Linked DNA regions of Homo sapiens: region 1 is linked to region 2. A link is an interaction called in ENCODE POLR2A ChIA-PET data of the cell type or tissue named here. Cell type or tissue: PC-3. All regions are shown on one strand.

Region 1 (4,000 bases), 280 kb before region 2:
TATATTTGTTGAAGTAACAAACTAAATAATTAAAGAATCAGAAACTATACAATTCTACACAAAGTTCATAAAATACTGGAATATGTGAATCTTTTAATTCAGAAGCAAAGATTATATAAGCTCAGTTCCAACTGACAATATCACTGAACCACAACACAAGATACAGTTAAGTGCCCATGGTAAACGTTTTTAAAAAATACATTCATGATCATCAATATATTTTATTTACAGGGTCAGGGAAGGAATTAGAACGTTTTAGAAAAAGTTCATCAATTCTGAGTGAAATGAAGTTTTAGGATCTCAGAAATAAAGTTTATTCTTTGTACTTTATTCTCTGATAAGAATTAATACAGTGTGTGTGTGTGCGTGCGTGCATGCACACGCAGGCACATGCACACGTGTGTTTGAATGAATGGATGAGGTAATAAAAATGGACAAAGAATAAAAAGCATGGAATTCACAATTACTAGATTTGTAGTTAAGGCTCACTTCTATTTTAGTCCTACTGCTAGTTCTAACAATGAATATGACCTTGGAAAAGTAATTTAAACTACCATTTGCAATGGATATATCCGAAAACTGTGGGACTAGTACCTTACAGGAGTGTTATAAGAATCAAACGGGATGATGAACACAAAAGACCTTTGTAAACTCTAAAGAGCTATATAAACATTAAAGATCGTTATTAAATGAAATAATGCAAATAAAGCATTTTATCGCAATGCCCATTATACCTAAAGCTTTTAAATGTTAGCACCCTCCCACAAAAATATACATGTGCATGCATGTATACATATACACACACACCACACACACTCACACTTGTGTTCACACCTTAGCGGCACAACAAAACTAACTTAGGTTCTTGTACCCTTTAAATATGTCATTTTCAAAGTTAAGCTCTCTGTGACACATACTACCTGCTTATCCTTGGCTTAAGTTTATCTCTCCTGCCCACTTCCATGCTTTCTCCTCTCCCAGAAACATTTGCACCCATCAATAAAATGTTTTATTCCACTCATTGTTGGGAGTGATGGAGCCATCGTCTCCTCTAATCCATTATAGGTTACAACTGATGAATGTAAAAGGATATCAGGTAAAACTAGTTTTTCTCTAAAGAAGTTACAAAATCAACACTGTAAAAATCATTTACAGAAGTTATAAGATCCATAATAGTCTTTTCATAATTTTCCTAAAGATAAATGTTTAAATGTCTTAACTCTTGATTTTATATGTCAAGCTATCAAGCAATTATTTTAAAGATTATCAAAATAACGGTCCTGCTTATAGCTAAAACATATTAATCCAGTGTGCAATTTTAAGTGACTAACTAATGTAAATATATGATAAATAGTCAGCTGAGTCTATTAGGCAATCCTGCAATGAAGGCAAATAACTTCAAGTATGCACTCAGGATTGTCACCTGTACTCTGTTATTTTCTCTGTTACTTGATTTTAGGTAAAAGGAGTCTATCAGACAAACAGAAAGAATATAACAAGATGTATCTATCAAAAAATACACCTGAGGAAACCCTTGGACAAGACTTTATACTCAATAGATGTTCACACATTCATTTATGCAAAGGTATATTAAGCACTTACTTTTTGCCAGACTAGTATTCAACAGGGCAATGGGCATACAGGTGAATAAAACACCCGCCCAACTAACACTTCTGCCTTTTTCAGGTTAGTGTGTCTCTGTCAGACTCTTCTCTTTCCCTTATCATCTTCCCTCATCCTTTGCAGACACCAGATGACCCAATGCCACAAAAAGTTAATTAAATATCACCTCTCTATGAATGTTTTCTGACCTTCTAAATAGATTCCTTTTCTGAACAATGCCTCTGACCCAAACAACAATCCTGTGCATGTGCCTTTAGCAAGTTTTTGTACTTCTTGTTATTTTGTCTGCTTTCCCCCTGGACTGTGAATTACATGAAACAGAATATCTGCATTAGTCGTTATTGTAACCCCAGAGATAGTTAATTGCTTGACACATAGTGCTTGAAAAAGGTAAATAGATTTAATAAATATCTGATATTATGACTATGTTTCTGGTGAATAAAAGAGCTTAACAAAAAACATATTAAAATAATAAAAGTATTTGAAATGTACAAAGGAAGAAAAATAAAGGAGTATGGATAGAGTGAGACATTGGGGAATAATCATGCACTCAGGATGAGTGCAACAAATAAAGACAACAAAAACAATTGTGGTGGGGTCGGGGGAGGGGGGAGGGATAGCATTGGGAGATATACCTAATGCTAGATGACACGTTAGTGGGTGCAGCGCACCAGCATGGCACATGTATACATATGTAACTAACCTGCACAATGTGCACATGTACCCTAAAACTTAGAGTATAATAAAAAAAAAAAATTAAAAAAAAAAAAAAAGATTCACTATTAAAAAAAAAAAAAAATTGAGATAGTGAAAATAATGCCACATTTACTATCAATATAAGCATTTTGCATAGACAATAGGAAGCAGCAACAAAATGACTCACTCTTCCTAATTCATCCTCCAGGAGGGACCTGTGACCACATAAACCTACTCACTCTTATGCTATTGCACTTTGCCTGTAGATGCTGCTTTCTCTAGTGAGTCTAAATCCATGCAAAGTATGTAAAACAACAAACACTAGTGGGGTATTCACTCATCTACAAAGTGTTGGAGGAGCAGGAATAGTATTGAAATACTTAAGGAATACAGGAGGGAATACAGGAAGGGATGGAAGAAGACAGAAAAACTTTCAATAAGACCACACTTGGCCTTTGATATTCCCCCATAACCCATTATTCCTCAACCTCCAAGCTGAGAACCACCCATACCTTCCATATTCTCTAACTAGTGTAAGAACAGCAATGCCTATATAGGCAAAACTGGACCAGGTCAAAGGATCCTTATTTAAGAGGGTGTAAGGATATTGTGGATGTCAATAGTCTCTGAAGGAAGAAAGTTGGATCTGGTCTCATATTTCTGTTTGGATTTGAGGGAAGAAATACTTATGCCAGAATTAATTCTCTAAGAATATGATGAAAAGGTCACATTAATACCTATATTAGAAATGTAGTGAATAATTTCAAAAAAGTTCAAAAATCCTCTGACACCCGCCCAGGCACCCTCTAGAAAACTATGAACCTCAGGTTGAGACATCTTTTGGGAAGGATATCAGGCTGGTCAGTAGGGAGACCCTGCTATCAGCTGTGATGTTATCCAACTGGGACAGCCAGTTGGGGATCAAGGGGACTCTGTGCAGAGACCCTTCACCTCCAGTTTGTGACCTCCTCACAAAGGGATCTGTAGAAGACAGAGAAGATCACAGGTCACCTAAAAGACACTTAACCCTATTTCTGTGGTTAGGAACAGAAAAATAAAACTCGAGAGTAAGAGATAGGAACTGACTTGAGGATGGAACAACAGTAGATGTCATGAGTGTGTGAAAACAGATGTTTCCATACCTGTGTCTCTTAGAAAGTACCTTCCAGCTCTGTCTCAGAGTAGAGATAAACTCTGGTGGGAAGATTCATAAAACAAAATATTCCCACAATGTTTCCCATTGAGGGTATACAATAATGTAGCACAGTTATGCTTATTTTACAAATAAATATCTGGAGAAATATGAAGCTTGCACAGTTTGCTGAGAGAATGGAAGTTAATGGCATTTACCTTGGACCCTAGAATTAGTATAACCAATATCTAAGACAACAACTTCAATGTCACTGAAGCTACTACATATAAATTAAAAATCTAAAAAGCTACCATAAGTTGAAAAGAGACGAGTCTTCATGAAAAGTGCATCTGGATAAAAATGTAGTTTCAGAGAAAAGCCACCAGTATGTGTTCTTTCTGCTTATCCCCTAGGGAACAGCAGAGATTTCTGCCTTGGTTGCACAGAAGGAAGGAATACACATAGAAATGAACACTATTTGAGGAGCGAATACAGCTGGATAATAAAAGAAGAGACTTTTTTTTCAAAGCTGTTCATTTTTCAATCCGC
Region 2 (4,000 bases):
TCATTCTGCCTGTTCTGTGCCAGGCTAGAATGCATTTCCGAATTTTATCTTCAGTGCTCATGGCCACCTTCTTCTCCCTGCTCCCAGGTTCTCAAGTCTTGTTCACTCCCGCCAGCAACTGGCTGGTTCCTTGGCTTCCTGCGAGCCTGCTTGGCCTGATGGTTATTGCTGCTGCACTTCTGGTTTATGTGAGATCCTGGAGAAAAGCTGGTCAGTAACTCCTCTTGGCTTTCTTAGCTGCTGAATCCCTGTGCCAGGCCCTGCCCAGACTTTGGAAAGCCAGAGTCTGACAGGACCAGCCACTCTCTTCTCCTGGGTGTGGAGTGGCAGGGGGGACTTCTCTTCCTGTGTCACACAAAGGGGCACATGGAAGGACAGTTAATGCTTCCAAAACATATACACACATGCACTTGCTCACATGCTCACAGTCATCCAGAGATGCACACAAACACACAACCGCACACTCAGGCATGATTAGAACATAAACCAAGGAATTATTACAAGCCAAACGTGAGGTATGTCAGTATCCTTTACATTTGGAAGACAATCTGTGGCTAGGAATATGAGCAAAAAAAAAAAGGCCTCCACCTCTCTCTCTCATTGAGCTCAGCAGAGCTCTGATCTGCTTAGCAGAGGAGAAAGAAGACAGAACTACAGTGTGTATGCATAGGCTCACTCACACACACTCATCTTGTACAGTACTTTACTGTAGCAGAGTGTGCAAAGGATATTAACTATCAGAAAGGAAATATGATAGACAAGACTGAGCAATGGCCTGTTCCCAACACTACCATTAGTTCCATAGCCTTGAGCCAGTTCACTGTAAGACTCACTAAATCAGCTTCCTTTCCAGGGATGCTGTAAGGGTTTAAGTTAATGAGATAACATTTATCTAATACCTCATGTATTAGACTGGCACATAGTGGGTGCTCAGTAAATTCTCATTCTAATCTGAGAAGATCACCCCAGCAGGTTCCCAGGCTGCCCTTTCTCCTCTGTGCATTCTCTAATGCTTCTAATCAAAATCACTGAAAATAAAAAGGTTGGTTAAAATTCTGATGTAGAGGAAAACAATCAGATAAACGACATTTCAAGTTATCTATTTATTTTGATATTCCAGACTTTCTTCTTCCTGTCACAGTCGTGATAATTAAGAATGAATGTTGGCTCTCAAAGCAATTAGTTTGGGGGGCCACGCATTTATTCCAACTCTAACCTTTGCTCGCCTCAGGCCACACACATATAAGGAATGGCTACCAGTGCCAAAGCTATGATTCCTAGTGCTTCAAATCCACCTACAGAGGTTCAAATCAACCCCACTTCCTCCTCTGCAGGGGCAATGTTATTTTCTGCTTGTCTAGGACAAAAGTGATTGTTCTCATAGACCTCCAAAGCTAGATGTACTTATTTAAGTTTGCAGCTCCCTCTGTTGAGAAATTTGGGATGAGTTTTCTAGGAGCTGGACCAGCCTGATAATTAAGGAAGACCACCCAGTCATATGTTCAAAGCATTCCTTCCTGCATCCACCAGGGTACCTGAAAAGGTCTCTTCCCACCCCTAGTCCCAACACTCTGCCTCACCAGGTGCCTAGTTAAGGCTTGGACCAGACTTCAACTTCCTCTCCCCTTTTGAATATGTAGTCTTTGTCCATACAACTTCCCATCCCCACCCTTCTCACTAGTCTTGAGTCTGGATTCAATACAGGCTAGACTTGCTTTAAGGTATTCTTTCATAGTGGGGGAAAAGGAGAGGATGCCCAGAGCTATTGGGGAGGCAGCCGGAGTAGGGAACCACAAACCAAAGATCTGTGAGTTATGCTGTCATTGTGTCTAATAAATCCTCCTCCAAAGGGCCCAGCCTGGCCTCGGTAATACAGGTGTTTCTGTTTCTGTCCACTCACCTCTGAGTCAAAGCATTAAATGCAGAGCAATGGCAGAGTAATGTAGCACAACTGCCTCCCTCCCCAGCCCCAGACGAGATGGTGAAAGAGTGGTCACTAGTGAAAGATCCTCAAGAACAAGATACCTTTCACAGGGAACAAAAGAGCATCCTCTTGATGTAGAGATTATAAACCATCACCACCACACCCACTGCCAACCTTGGAGCAGGTGGGCTTCATTTTACTAAGGAACCTGTCTCTCATGCAAACAGGACTGCTGGTGGTGATCTTAATATCTCAGAATCTCAGGCGCACAAAATATTCTTTAGAATATTGCTCAGAAAGTCACTTTCAGGACCAATTCCTTAGCTACGCAGGAAAAACAGCCAGATCAATAGCCTTGTTCTCCACACCCAGCTCTGGGAGACTCACAACCATTTCCAAATAGCATAGCTGTTCTTCAGCAAACAGAAATATGCCACCGCCAAAGACAGTCTACAGATGTCATGTCCAAAGTCAATTTTTAGAACATTTGACCAATGATGGTGTTACTGGAACAAGGATATGGTCATGCAAGGGGTCCACTTCAAAGTAGCACTCACCTGCATGTACAGGTTCTGCTGTGCTTGTTTAAAAGTGTTCCTTTTACTACCAGTTGTCACACATCCCGTAAAACAAAGTTCTGTCAAACTCATGGAACTCTTCATTGAATGGAGACTTAGAAACTGAGGCTCATTTCTCAGCCCTGACGAATGAGCGTTGGAGAATGCTTAATCACTGGGGATCTGTCTAAGTCTCCATAAATCCCCTCTTGATTTTACAGAAGGAGCCATTTCCACATATCCTACCCAGTGATTCTGATGCTTTCTAGCTCTTAGAGTAATGAGTATTTCTTGGGCACCAGGCATGAACCAAGTGTTCTAAAATCTACATGTGACTCAATTCCTATCCCAAGAGTTACCTTTAAAGTTCTGGAAGCACCTGCTGTTCCAGAGGCAGCATGCTAGTAGAGAAAAGGCATGCAAACCTGGATTAAGATTCTGTCTCCACTACTTACTGTGACCTTATAGAAGTCGCCTCTCCCAGCTCCAGTCACCTCATCTATGAAATGGAGATAAAAGTATCAACCTTTGCAAGATGGTTGTGAAAACCATTAGACGCCAAAGAATTAGGAAGAGAGGTGTTTTTGAAATCCAACTATGTGCTGGTCACTGGTTAGGTGCTTTACTAGGAAGATTATATTTTATTTGGATTGCCTGGCCCAGTGTCTGGCATATAGTGTATGGTCAAAGTTATTAGCTTTTTTCCTTCTGAAAAGCAGCTTGACTGGTAAGCCTAGGCCCTCTTCATGCAAAAATGTGATCCATTCTTGCTGACCTTACTTCCTCCTAGTTTGTGATTCCCATGGAGCCATCTAGGGTATTTTTCAAAGGAAACATCCCATAAAAATCAACCATGTCCAGACCTGTGAACTAGCCCTCCTAACCAAACCAGCCTCAAACCTCCAGCGGCCTCCTTGTCATTCTTGCTCACAGCTTTCCTGTCCCCTGTCCCACCTGCCCTCTAAGGGACACCCAGTGAATCATGCCCTTGTATCTCCTAGGGCCCCTTCCATCCCAGATACCACCCACAGCTCCAGGTGGAGAGCAGTGCCCACTATATGCCAACGGTAAGGACTTCCAGCAGGATGGTGGTGTGCCCATGTGGGCCAAAAAGAGCTTCTTAAGGGAAGTAAGAAGGGAGCTCTCCAGAGCCCTGTATCTCAGGAATTGGAGTGATCTGGGGAAGGAAAACAAACAGCTTCTAGAAAGGGCATGAAGAGGGAGTGCTGTGGAGCTGGTGGTGGGAGAAGGGGGTGGGAAGGGAGCCAGGGCTGCAGGAGACGGGGCAGGGAAGGTTTGGACCAAGGGTTGGCAAACTTGTGGCCCATGGGCCAAACCCAGCACACTGCCTGTTTTTGTAGATAAAGTTTTACTGTAACACACACATGCTCATTGGTTTATTTTGTTTGAGAGCTTTCATATTACAGAGTTAACATTTGTGACAGAGATTATACAGCTCACAAAGCCAAAAATATGTACACCTTTTTTACAGAAAAATTTTGTCAACCTCTGGTTTAAA

Evidence for each region. Peaks named below come from ENCODE experiments on the same cell type or tissue, not always from the same donor. Only the 100,000 strongest peaks of a DNase experiment are listed, where the experiment ranks them.
Region 1: POLR2A ChIA-PET joins it to region 2 with 5 read pairs; 2 of 35 experiments call an interaction of 5 or more read pairs at or near these places.

The regions. Positions count from the first base shown.
Region 1 is chr1:159,530,586-159,534,585 of GRCh38, forward strand. No RefSeq gene overlaps it. Among named protein-coding and RNA genes, the nearest start is that of OR10J5, 3.4 kb to the right of the region's middle. In PC-3, no CTCF peak of the experiment used is centred here; no DNase peak of the experiment used is centred here; H3K27me3 peaks cover 2,538 bases.
Region 2 is chr1:159,810,007-159,814,006 of GRCh38, forward strand. It overlaps FCRL6 (Fc receptor like 6), which reads left to right. Exons shown (of 10, transcript NM_001004310.3): 6 at 88-210; 7 at 3,483-3,548. Among named protein-coding and RNA genes, the nearest start is that of FCRL6, 9.6 kb to the left of the region's middle. In PC-3, no CTCF peak of the experiment used is centred here; a DNase peak (open chromatin) is centred at 1,865.